2 separate regions of the Homo sapiens genome follow, and region 2 is linked to region 1. Evidence: chromatin contacts called from ENCODE Hi-C or POLR2A ChIA-PET data. All regions are on one chromosome and are shown on one strand. The core of a region is the stretch at or near the end of the contact, and the rest is flanking DNA. Distances in the headings are between cores, read along the strand shown.

Evidence for each region. Hi-C counts contacts between places; a loop is a spot of excess contacts on that map. ChIA-PET counts read pairs that join two places held with the same protein, here RNA polymerase II (POLR2A). Pooled maps may share reads with other maps.
Region 2: a map of CD8-positive, alpha-beta T cell shows a loop between it and region 1 (4-fold over the local background). The contact joins two enhancer-like sites. A Hi-C loop is called at or near these places in 3 of 168 maps with a recorded cell type or tissue (CD8-positive, alpha-beta T cell, PC-9 and naive thymus-derived CD4-positive, alpha-beta T cell) and 7 of 50 pooled maps. POLR2A ChIA-PET finds 5 or more read pairs at or near these places in 10 of 52 experiments (CD4-positive, alpha-beta T cell, CD4-positive, alpha-beta memory T cell, OCI-LY7 and 6 more).

The regions. Positions count from the first base shown.
Region 1 is chr2:105,923,099-105,930,266 of GRCh38, reverse strand. LOC105373530 (a long non-coding RNA gene) reads left to right here. Exons shown (of 3, transcript XR_923142.3): 2 at 1-89; 3 at 1,283-2,179. Among named protein-coding and RNA genes, the nearest start is that of ECRG4, 140 kb to the left of the region's middle. Within about 2 kb of position 2,791, at least 6 of the 41 ENCODE cell types and tissues checked have a DNase peak (open chromatin) inside an H3K27ac peak, as active enhancers do; they include CD8-positive, alpha-beta T cell, where a contact is called at or near this core.
Region 2 is chr2:105,856,333-105,862,328 of GRCh38, reverse strand. The region is part of intron 3 of NCK2 (NCK adaptor protein 2); the gene reads right to left. Among named protein-coding and RNA genes, the nearest start is that of NCK2, 110 kb to the right of the region's middle. Within about 2 kb of position 2,973, at least 3 of the 41 ENCODE cell types and tissues checked have a DNase peak (open chromatin) inside an H3K27ac peak, as active enhancers do; they include CD8-positive, alpha-beta T cell, where a contact is called at or near this core.

The DNA of each region.
Region 1 (7,168 bases), core at 1,542-4,041:
CTTCTAGTTTCTGGCATTTTGGTCACTGGCATTTGGCAAAATGGCCCTTGATTTAACCATAAAAGAGGAATTTGCTGATACTCAACCAGGTGAGACTATTTTTCTCTGCCTAGTTTTGATATTCTGCCCTCCAGACTGCAGAAGAACTTAATTGCCCTCTGATTTATATGATCATAGAAGATCTCAAAATACACACACACACACACACACACACACACACACACACACACACACACACATATATATATATATATATAATGTATGTACTGAGAGTAAGAGAGAGAGCCTTATATCAATGCCTAATTCATTTAACTCTGGGGAACAAATATAATCAATTTCCAACAGACAGCTCTAAGATTTGTGAAGTGTTGGATGAAGGACCTTATTCAATAATCATTTATATTGTTTTATATCCAAGCTTCAAACCTCCAAGAAGGTGGGGGTTCTGGAAGAAAGGCTGCCTTTGGCCAGGCTGCAGGAAGCTGCCAGGAAGCTGGGGCTGAGGCATGGCTGGAAGAGGGCCAGAAAACTCATTTGCTCCACTCCATCTTGCTAACATTGGCTGCTGTTATGTTTCATTATAGCCCCACATCCTGCTCATCTCTGCACCTTTGAGATGCCTCCCACATCCTCGATTCAGGTCACACTGAGGCTTACTGCTTCTGCAACCAGCTTCTATCACCAGCTTCCCACACCTGGCCCACCTTTTGAAAACAAAACAGGTCGGGAGCAGTGGCTCACACCAGTAACCCCAGCATTTTGGGAGGCCAAGGCAGGAGGATCGCTTGAGCCCAGGAGTTGGAGACCAGACTGGGCAATATAGCAAGACCCTCTCTCTACATAAAATTTTAAAAACTAGCTGGGCATGGTGACATGTGCCTATAGTCCCAGCTACTTGGGAAGCCGAGGTAGGAAGATCACTTGAGTCCAGGAGATTGAGGCTGCAGTGAGCCATGATGGCACCACTGCACTCCAGCCTGGGCAAAAGAGGGAGACCCTGTTTCGAAACAAAAACAAAAACACAAAGAGATTTCACCTATAGGAGGTAGGTCTTGACATCTCGGGCATATTCTTCCTCTATGCTCAGCCTTTTGGTTCCATCCTCACTTAACCATCATTTATTACACAGAGCAGCCTCACTGTGTGGCAATGTCTGCTTCTACTGGGTCTGCACATGTAAAGGAAATCAGTGGGCTTAGAATTTAAAAATAAAAAGCTCTGGCCTCATTTGGTTGAATTAATTATGCCTTTTCATTTGTTTGAATCTTCATGACAACTAAAGTCCGCCCCGACTAGTTGTGGACGATGTCTGCCAGCTGCCTACAGAATCCACCCTTTTCCTTTGGAATTCCCTCCTTCTCCTGACGCTGACAATACCCTTGCCCTTCAGAGGACCTGCCTTCCCACTCTCCATTGGACACTGTGGAACTTCTTGGCGTCCAGTCCCAAGGGCACAGCCACCGCAGGACTTCACGTCTGCCTGCCTGAGCAGGGCTGGTGTCTTATGAATGGCAGCTGAGACCCAGTTCAGGCTCACGACCTCATATCACAGGTCAGAAAACAAAAGAACAATTGAGTTCTTATGAAAACTTGCCAGATTTCCATACAAAAGTTTCCTTCTTGAAATCCCTTTTTTTTTTTTTTTTTTACTTTTCATCATAGAAATGAACTCAAAGGAAAATGACTAATCACCGACCTACTCAGAATCATTGGTCCCCGGCAAGCAAGGGTGATCCTGCATCAATCTATTAATTTTCATTTCCAGGGTTCTCAGATGTAAAACAAATGTTTGATGTAATCCGCAACACTGCTCTGTTATAATTAAACAACCTCCTACTGCCTAAATTGGCAAAGCACTCCATCGATCAGTGATAAATGTGGTCCTTGGGAGACTGCTTTTATGTTTGTTTCACTCATGGGAAAATGGCCACAACCCTTTTGTAAGATTCCTCGGCTGCTGCTCTCCCCAGGTTACAATCATAGTAACTGCTGCTTCTGGGATGCCTCGCTGTAATCCTCATGTTCAATGATGGCTCAATGGATATGTGCTTGAAGGAGAGTGAGTGATGGGGAGTCTACAGTTATGAATAAAATATATTCAAGTCAATAAACCCTTCCTGGGTTCCTTTGCCTCACCATTTTATGCACAATTTATGAAGCACCCTACACATACCAGGAGCTATTTGCAATGTTTAAGATGTGGGAGCCCCCATAATTCTAAATATGTCATGTATCATCTACTTTCCTCTTTGCAAAGTGGAGGGGTTGGATTCCTGCCAGGCCTGATAATATAGATCTGCTGTTCACACATAGCATATAGGAGGCCCTGATGACTTCCTACTCATCGCTTCCCTCATTGTCCAATTGTTGGGGCCATTGGGCTGCTGTATTCAGGCCAGCCCTTGCCCTAGATCCTAGGATCCAGCCAGACTTGAGGCAAGGAGACACACTGCTGTCAGTGTTCCATCACCCCTATGGTTAGGCCTCACTGGCTCTGCCACAGTTCAGACACCAAGGCTCCTGCCTTAGTTTTCTAAGAGATGTTCCCTACATTGCACCTGAATTCATCCAGTTCATTTTCACAGAATATACTTGACCTAGTTTAAGCAGAAAGGGATGTATCACAGGCTACTAAATGGCTTATGAAATCCTTGGAAAAGCTGAATAAATAGACCTTAGGGGGAGCCCCTAGAGCTACTCTCAAAGCTATCTAGCAGAACCTGGCCACATTTCCAACCAGGAAGCTGCCTGCAGAATCAGCAAACAGCCCCCACATCCGCTGGCTTCAGAACCACCCACCTCTGCTCTCCCCACACAAGTGAGCAGACATCTCAGCCCTGCCTTTCTGGCCACCTGACTGCTTGCAAATTAAATCTCTCCCATTTGCACCAGGAAGAGGGCCCTAGATGATGTCTAGAACTTTAGTTTCTGATGACTCTAAGGAATGAGATTTTTCACCTGCTCAGCCTCTGCAGTCTGGGAAAAACCAGAAGTGTGTTGGAAGTGACACTGAATGATCTGGCCCTCAGATTTGTCAGTTTCCCAAGCAGCAACTTGGCCCTTGCATATATTGATTTTTAAATTTCTGTAGTTTGCTCAATCACCCAGGGCTCTGGGAGCCCATTTCTATTGGCTGGAAACCCACTGGGAACCAGCTACCTGCTGACAAATTCCAATCCTATTACTATTTTGTATTGAATATTTACTCTGCACAGTTCCTAATTTTCTGCGAAATGCCTTTTCTCTTTACCACCCTTTGACACAGTTACTGCTCTGTAAACTGAAACACCACTTCTTATGGCCGCAGTTGTTTGTGCTACGAATAAGTAACTCCCTAAGCTCAGCCCATCAGATTTTCTCTCGAATCTGTGGGCTGGAAATCAAGATGGTTGAGAACAGCTCTTCTCCTAGTGGCGGAAGTGGTAAAAATAATCTCAGTGTGGGTGTGGTGGCTCACACCTGTAATCTCAGCACTTTGGGAGGCTGAGGTAGGGGGACCACTTTAGGCCTGGAGTTTGAGACCAGCCTGGGCAACACAGCAAGAACCCATCTCTACAAATAAAAAATTTGTTGGGCATGGTGGCATGTGCCTGTGGTCCCAGGTACTTGAGAGGATGAGGCAGGTGGATTGCTTGAGTCCAGGAGTTCAAGGCTACAGTGAGCTGTGATCACACCACTGCACTCCAGTCTGGGCAACAGAGTGAGATGCTGTTTCTAAAAAAAATAAAATAAAATATGTACAATTTTTTAAAAAGAATCTCAGGAGCTCTCAGGCGTAGATCTCTCAGGCGTCCAGCTCTCAGGATGCCTGGTCCTGTAAGGGCCTCCAAGAGTGGCTGGAGAGCGGGGCGTGATGCCTCTTGGGCCACCTTGCAAAGAGCTCACAAGTTCTGCCAGTGAAGATAGAACCATCTATCATGAGAGTAAAGAATCAGTGGATGAGAAGATGGAAATAAAGCCATGAATTGGAGAGGGTGTCCCAAGGCCATTTCCATCTCTGGTTTCAGCTTCTCCTGCATCCTTGCCGCATTCTAGTTTCAGGGCTCCATGAGGTATCTCCATGTCCTTGTTATGTTCCCATTTCTCTTATTTTGCTTTAGTTTGAGTTGGCCTCCTCTCACATGAAACAGGGAGTCCACAATACCATTGACCCTTGAACTACACGAGTTTGAATAGCATGGGTCCACTTATATATGGATTTTCTTTTACCTCTGCCACCCCTGAGACAGCAAGACCTATCCCTCCTTCCTCTTTCCCTCAGTGTACTCAACATGAAGATGATGAGGATGAAGACCTTCGTGATGATGCACTTCTATTTAAGGAATAGTAACTATATTTTCACTTTCTTATAATTTTCTTAATAACATTTTCTATTCTCCAGCTTACTTTATTGTAAGAATATAGTACATAATACATATAACATACAAAATATGGGTAATGCACTGTTTATGTTATTGGTAAAGTGTACAGAGCACCTGTGACATAAGTAAGTCCATCTTAGAAAAAGACTCCATCTTACATTTCAAAAGGCATCATGACAACAGGACCAGATGTTCCCCTAATCAATAGAGACAGCACCTGACTGTCTCTATGGCCAGAGCATAGCCAGACACACTCTTTATTATCAATCAGTCCTCGCCAGAGGACTCAAGGGCTACAAAACAGCAGGAGTCCACCAGCTGGACACCGCTGTTTTATGAAATACCATCCTGCTATCACTCGTGATCAGCATCTGGCATCTGTCACTGAGGGCTCTGTCCAAATCGAGGGCTCTCCCTTACAAGACGCTGCTGTGCACCTAGATCTGCCCAGGACCCTCTCCTTGTCCATGTCACTGTCCTTGGACTGATTAATTAACCGCTTTCCTATCCCCTTTTCTCTTGATGTTAAATGTTGCTCTGTTTGATGTGGAATGTTTAATCTATAACGTGTATATATTGATTAAGTATCCTACTAGGTATGGTTTGCGATATCAACTGACCTGTGGAGTGGCTTGAGCCTGTGAGCCTGTAGCCCTGACTCCTGAGGGAACGAAGTGGTACGGAGAATTGCCTCCTTGGGAACTCCATGCAGCCTGTGGCTTTTATGACTGAAATAGCATCAATAAAGGCCTGACCTTGGGGAAAGACACAAATGGGCATGGACCTGATTATGTCTGACCTTGTGTCTCTCCCAACAGTAAGGCTTCCAGTAAACACTAGGCTGTTAGTAGTTATGTTTTGGGGGAGTGAAAAGTTTTACTGGGATTTTCAACTGTGCAAGGGGTGAGTGCTCTTAACCTGCATGTTGTTTGAGGGTTAACCACAATGCATAGGTATTGAGTGATTTGAGGAGGACTCTTGGACCATTCTCACTGGCCTCCACATGGATGATTTCTCCTAATTTAAACACAGGCAAACTTCTCCCAACCTTGCTGATTCTTACAGCTCTTGCACTTTGCAGCACAACCTCAGTAGAAGCTCCTGTACTTCTGGCTCCAGTTTCTCTCCTCCCGCAGTCTCCTTAGCAGATTCCAATCAGGTTTCCCCTCCGCTCACCACCAACCTGCGTGTTGCTGAATTCAGTGGTCACTGCTCAGCCTCACTGTGGCTCGCCCTGCATCCCTGAAAGGTTTCCTTCATCTGCCTTCAGCTGGCCTCCCTTCCACTCCACCAGTGGCCCTTCCCAGTCTTTGCAATTGCTCCCTTACAGCCCTGATGTCTTAATATCCATGCTGGTTCTTGGCCTCTTTGCTTCCCTTCTCCACTTTGCCCTTTGTGGGCTCCCGTCCTGTGGCAGGCTCTGCAGGCTGTTTCCCACGCCCCAGGCAGCGGCTCCTGGCCACTGGGAGGGTCTAGTGGGAGGCTGAGGAGAGCCTTGGGCAGCATCTCCAGCAGCAGCGGCAGCTGTTCCTTTTGTTTCCATCTCCTGGAGTCCGCATGGACTTTAGTTTCTGCCGGGTGAGCCCAGCTCCCAGGTTCTGGTAGCACCATCTCCTCTTTATTCCCAGACCTCATGATTCTCTATGGAGAAAATCTGATGGAGTCTGCAGAAAAGCTATTAGAATTAATGAGCTTAGTAAGGAGATTGCAAATACATCTTGCTAAAATCTCTCAAATCAAATTTTAAAATAAGGATCCTCATTAATGACTTTTCCTATAATACACTGAGTTAGGGAAATAACACTGAAATCTCAAGAGTGAATGAACTAATTTTTTTATTACCATGTATTATCTTTTGAGACAATATGGTCATAGATTGAGAAACTGAGTGCAATAGGCCATCTAGTTGCCTCAGTCAAATCTGATTTAGCTCTACTGAAAGTTCTTTTTTTTTTTTTTTTTTTTTTTTTTTTAGATGGAGTTTCACTCTTTTCACCCAGGCTGGAGTACAATGGTGCGATCTCAGCTCACTGCAACCTCTGCCTCCCAGGTTCAAGCAATTCTCCTGCTTCAGCCTCCCAAGTAGCTGGGATTACAGGCCCCAGCCACCATGCCTGGCTAATTTTTGTGTTTTTAGTAGAGACAGGGTTTCACCATATTGGCCAGTCTGGTCTCGAACTTCTGACCTCAGGTGATCCACCTGCTTCGGCCTTCCAAAGTGCTGGGATTACAGGCATGAGTCACCACGCCCAGCCTGAAAGTTCATTTTCATACAGACAAGAACACTATTCTGATGCCAATGAGCTTTCAGGTTAGGAGTCTTTAAAATACTTTTCTGACACAAAAATGAGCATGCTGTTGTTTCTTATTTGATGTTTCCTCTTTAGGATGCCTCTCAGTTTCTGCACAGGAATTGTCTACAGCAGTAGTTTGCAAAGTTTGATTTCTATTAGAAATGAAATTTTTAGGTCTCCACCCAGACCTCCTGAGTCAGAAACTGTGGGGGTGGCCTCCAGCATTCTTTATTTAATACTCTTTTGAGGGGCTTCTGATGCCTGCTAAGCCAGAACCACCAGTCTATACAAGCTTGGGGTATGGGAAAAAAATTCACTTACGAGGTCACTTTTACTGTCTGAACTAAAGTGAATTCCCTGAAATAAAATTGGCAAAATGTTCCCTACTTTTCAAAGTTTTGTTCTGTCTTCAGTTTTCTTTCTTTTTTTTTTCTTTCCTTTCTTTCTTTTTTTTTTTTTTTTTTTTGCCAGGCAACTTTTTGGGGAAGCACACTAAGCTTTAGATACACTATT
Region 2 (5,996 bases), core at 1,724-4,223, 68 kb after region 1:
TCTTGCTTGACTACTCGACTAACCTGGGTCTTTTGATCTAAGTAAAATCAGCATGCTTAGTATGAAGCACAGGCTCAAGACCGACCCCCTTCCCACTAGTCTGAAGCCCTCTAATTCTTCCTAGACATAATTCTAGAGTCTTTACCACTGATATAAAAAAATGCCTGTAAGTGTTAAGCCGCCTGGTAAATTGCAAAGTGCTGTATAAATTGCAAGCTGTTGCTGCTCTCATTACATGTATTTATGCAGGCTAACCCTAACTAAAGGGCCTTTAGTTACCCGGGGCAGGGCTGCCTTCCCTGGTTGCAGTTTACAGCCAGTTACCCTGATCCCCACCTGCTACTTCTTGTAGCCATTATGCAGGTGGAAGAAAGGGAAGGGGGGAGCGGGCAGGAGGGAGGGAGGGAGGGAGGGAGGGAGGGAGGAAAGAATTCCAGGCCAGTCTGATCTTAAGATAAATTGCTGAGCATGATTCTTGTGGTAAGACTTGGTGTGCTTTAAAATGAGAGAAACTGGCCGGGTGCGGTGGCTCATGCCTATAATCCCAGGACTTTGGGAGGCTGAGGGAGGTGGATTATTTGAGGTCAGGAGTTCGAGACCAGCCTGGCCAACATGGTAAAACCCCATCTGTACTAAAAATACAAAAATTAGCTGGGTGTGGTGATACACACCTGTAGTCCCAGCTACTAGGGAGGCTGAAGCAGGAGAATCGCTTGAACCTGGGAGGTGGAGGTTGCAGTGAGCCGAGATTGTGCCACTGCACTCCAGCCTAGGTGACAGAGCAAGACACCGTCTCAAAAAAAAAAAAAAAAAAAGAGAAAAACCTCAACGGCACCAATAGCCACTATCACTTTCAGCAGGTAGCTATACCAGAAGGAAAGCGACTTGGCTCCTGGATCCAGCACACAGCACCTAATGTGGGCTTCCTTCCCCATAGAGAGGTGGTCAGAACCTGGTGCACGAGCCAGACTTCCTTTCACAAGACATGTGACGTCTGTATACACTGTCTTTAAAGATCGTGCATGATCTTAATGCTTTAAAAATGTTGTAAGGGCATCTATTGTTAAAACCAGGCAGATATTTATTTTTTACATAATGAGGAATTTGTTAGTCCACTTAAAATCTAAAATCAGACTCCATAAAGGTGTAAAAAGTAACTGAAGAATGTAATTCAAATTGCTCTCTTCTCCCTAGTAAAGGCATATCTATATTTTACTTTCACAAGAACTCAATTTAGAAAATGGTTGATAGTTTTCCGTAAACAATTGTTACCTTCACTGCTGCCTGGAGGGTTTCCACACCAGGTTTGACTCTCCTAAGCCACCTGCCCCAAGTCCCTTCTTTCGGGATCCACAACGACCTTGGGTTCCTCCAGTGTAGCAATAGTGCCCTTGGGGCTCCATCCACGGCTTCACTGAGTGGAAACTTGGAAGAAGTAGAGAGAAAATTCCCCATCTCGTGTGCCCCACAAGTTGCAGTCGCAAGGAATGGTTAATCCAAGCATGAGAGGCAATCCTGGTAAATGCACAGGCGGGCGGGGCATGGATCTACACTCCTCCATCTCCATTACAGCGCCGCCGGCATCCACGGCTCTCTATGGACCAGTGTGTTCTCCTCTCTGAGCTTTCCACGTTTCTTCATCCCCAATTCCTCCCCAGCTCTGCAGAGGAACATGGGATGCCCCTGCTCAAATCTTCAACTGTTTGTGATCACCCAGTGGAGATGCTTGAGTCCTGTGCACAGCCCAGTAAGGCCTCCCCATGCGGTTCTGACTACATGCTCGCTCATCCTCCATGCCCCGCTGTGAACTTCACTCCAGCAATGCGATGCCCCTCCTCATTCTGAGACGCCTACGGCTTAGCAGGTCCCTGAGCCTGTGTGGAACATACACACTACACCAGAGCAGGGGCTCTGTCCATCCTGACCTCTGGGACGGAGGCTGGCACTTGGTGGGTAGGGTCCCCTTGTGGATGCAGGAACTCTAAAAGTTCTGACATTTTGTTGTTCTGATGGTTGTTTTTGTTTTTTTATGGCTCATTTTTTGAGACAGGGTCTCACTCTGTGGCCCAGGCTGGAGTGCAGTGTTGCAATCACTGCTCACTGCAGCCTCCAACTTCTGGACTCAAGCAGTCCTCCCAACTGAGCCTCTTGAGTAGCTGGGACCACAGGCACATGACACCATGCTCTATTTTTTAAAAAATTTTTTTGTAGAGATGAAGTCTTGCTATGTTCCCCAGGCTGGTCTCAAATTCGTGGCCTCAACTGATCCTTCTACCTCAGCCTCCCAAAGCACTGGGATTACAGGCATAAACCATCGTGCCCAGCCCTGATTGTTGTTTTGAACTGACATTTTTCTAAAATAAATTTCTTAAAAACGAAAGTATAATACCAACAGAAATAAGCAGTCAGCTTTGCAAACTCCTCCAAGGCAGGTGTGCCCGTGAGCCTGCCCCACAGACCCCAGGGCAGATCACCAAGACAGAAGCCCCTGTACCTTCACTGAGGCTCTGCCTCCCTCCCTCCAGAGTACTGTAATCTTAATTCTAACACCAAGTGTTGCTTTTCACTGCTTTTGGATCTTACGTAACAATCCTACAGCTGTACTCCTTGTGACTTTGATCAGTTCAATTCCAAAGTTGATCCTAGCAGGGATATGCCTCTCAGAACCCTGTCAATTTCACCCACGGGTGCCAGCCACCCTGTCCCCATCCAAAAGCATCAGCTCAAACCAGTGCAAAGGCTGTTTCACAGTTAGCATTAGGGAGCCCTCTCAGTAGCCTCTGTGCTCCCAGGTCTGGGTTGGATCAGAGGCAGGAGTTCTGGGGCTGATCATGCAAGTTTCTAACCACGCTAGGCCTAGGTGTGGTCCTGTTGGGAGGAATGCTGAGGAGTGAGCCCTGGGGCAGGTGACGCTGGATGCAGAAGTCCCAGGTAGGTAGGGTGGCAGGGTGAGCCACGGGCAGGTGGGCCTGTGAACAAACCCTCCTGAGGATATGATCAGGTTGTAAATGGAACCGTAACTTTTTGGGTAATGTGAGTCAGCCCTTAAGCCTATGTTAACCACCGAAAAGAGAATTAACCTTTGGGGCTTTGCAAGGCTCCAGCTGGTGTCATAAAGTAGTAACAAAAAACTGCTCTTCAGTAGCTTGAGGGAAAATCTTTGAAAAATACCTCCCTGGGAGCAGCTTCCCCATCTCAAAAGATGTAGCATAGTGCTTTTACAACACCTCGCCTGCACAATTTTCTAAGTGGAGTTGCAGTATTAAGGCCAGACCTCAGCCCAGGACCGCTCTCCACTGAGCTCAGAGCTGTGCAGTCTGAGCCCTTCAAAAACATCAACTGGATTCTGCCAGCAGAAACAGTTCTTGATCATTGTTCCCTGTTATCTGTGGCAAAGTTCTGACTATTCATGATCATAAGCTGAATATGAGAAGAGATCCAGTATACAAATGTTTTGCCCATGTGAAAATAAGAGCTCAGGTTGCTTTTATCAATTTTAAATTATTGCAGAGAAAGAAAGCAGGTAAATACTTTCATGAGAGAGCTTTTTGTCAAAGGTTCTCACGTCTTTCCTCAAGCTACTCTTAACAAAGTACTGTATGTGACAAAATTAAGTTTATTAACAACTTCAGGACAGCAAATGAGTACAAGAAAGCAGGAGAGAACTACACAGAGTTAGGGTAATCTACAGTTGGAGATGCAATACACAACACTGTGGTTTTGCTGGGGAGGCCGGTGCCATTTTATTCCAAAGCAGGAAGGAATCTTACCATGGATTTATGAATTAGGTGGACTCCCAAAGCAGTAAAAATGGCAAATGTGGGTGGTGCCATGAGTTACTAGATTGATCCCAGGAGTTAAAGATCAGCCCAGGCAACATGGCAAAATCCTGTCTCTATAAAAAATACAAAATAGCTGGGTGTGGTAGTGCATGCCCGTAGTCCCAGATACTCGGGAGGCTAAGGTGGGAGGATCACCTGAGGTCAATACTACAGTAAGCAGGGATTGTGCCACTGCACTCCAGCCTAGGCAACAGAGTGAGGCCCTGTCTCAAAAAACAAAAACAAAAACAAACCGTGGTCAGTATACATGTGGTGTACTTTTGATGCTGTTTCCATGCCTAATACACAGCAGGGATAATTTCTGCAGGCTGCACAATTGGCCTAAAGTCATACTGTCATTCTGATGGTATACCTGTTTAATTATCATCACCAACAGTAATAGGAAGCCATGAACACTTTGGCTCCTATCTTTTTAGCAAAAAAAAAAACAAAAAAAAAACCCCAAAAAACAAAGAACAAAAAACAAAACACAAACACACACAAATGCAACTAATGAGAGGCAGGAGGGGCTATGGAAAGCATTCTCACTTTCCTTCTTGGCAACGCCACATCTATAAGCTTTGCACAGAAGTGCACAGAAGTTACTGCATGATGGTGAGACCTGATCGGGGGTGCCTCCTCTTCCACTGGATGCAGCTCAACAGGGCAAGGGAAAACTCATGCTGAGATAACAACATCCCTTTGTCCAACAAAAACCTCCAGGTGAGCATGATAAAGAGATCAAAACAAAAAATATATACTAACCATGGGGATATTTCTCCCTCATGACGGGGATACTGATCCCCAAGGGCCTTTTGGCTATGAAGATCAACTGCTATACTCAATAAAGGGGTTCAGAACATCATTTTTTCTGTATTTTTACAATAGCTAATGCTTAACAGGAATGTTTCCCAAGAACTGCTTGCCTGAACTGAGACCAAGCCTATGGGAGGGCTGACACTCTACAGAAGAGGATCTGACCTACTCAGCACAGGCCTAGAGGGCAGAATAAGAGCCAAAGGAAGGAAGAAAGTTAAAGAAATGTAAAAATCTGATTCTATTTAAGGAAGAGCTTTCTAACAATCTGTTTTCGCCAAAAATGGGATTGGCCTACTCGAACCGACGCTGCGCTCCAGCAGGGCTGGATGGCCATCTGTCGGGGACGGGCGCGGGCCCAGTGCCGGCTCCAGGACGGGCGGCTGGCTCAGTCTGAGAGCCTGGGAGTACACGCATTGGCTGAACCGATCACAGCTCATGAAAAAACTAAGCATGCTGGGCGGAAGATGTGGTTCATAGTTTTAATTTGTGGCTTTGTCTTTTCTGCTTCTAGAAAACTGAGGAAGAAAACTGACAAGGTTTTCAAGGGAATTTCCAGGTCACCCAGAGAACTCGCCTTGCCTTGTTCTACTTCCTACAAGTCTCTAAGCACTTCATGCTTTACTAGAATCTTGTAAATACAAAAAAAAAAAAAAAAAAAGAAGACACACAACAAGTCAACAACGTAACAATGTTTGGCATCACTAAAAAGATGGTACTTTGGTGAAAGGTAGAAATTGGAAAAATAAAGCTCAGGACAACCTTCAAGTTTTTCTCTATTCATGCTACCCTCTTTTTTTGGTAACCACAGTTAATTAAGAGTTATAAGCATAAAACAGTGTTTCTTTCAAGTGGCATGCTTATGTGGGGGAAGAAAAGATGAAAGGGAGGCAGCTCAGTGGAGAAGGAGCATATTGCTAATCAAAAATGAAATTTCTCCATCAGGCTGAGAATCTACGATGGCCAGTGAGCTGGTATGATTCATACGAAGTTCCATGTCTCACTTATCTCTCCAAATCATGGTAAGAACCTAATCCATACACAAAAATACTACCTAATACATGAAGGCTTTCGATGATTTTGCAGAGGGAGTTTAGACTTTTCAACATGGCAGAAAAGAAAAGATGAACATTTTGCAACACCCACCACATTTGGTGTATAATTTTACTTTCAGTTTTCCTACGTATTCCTCATTCTCCATTCCCCAAAAGAAAACAAATCCTCTTGTTAGAAATTTTTTTAAAACCCCAAGTAAATGTGACACAGGTGATAATATTAACTCATTTCACTAGCAAACCCTTAAGTGATAACCTGCAGTCTTGGATACAGACAACATTATACTCATAAGAAGGTAACAAC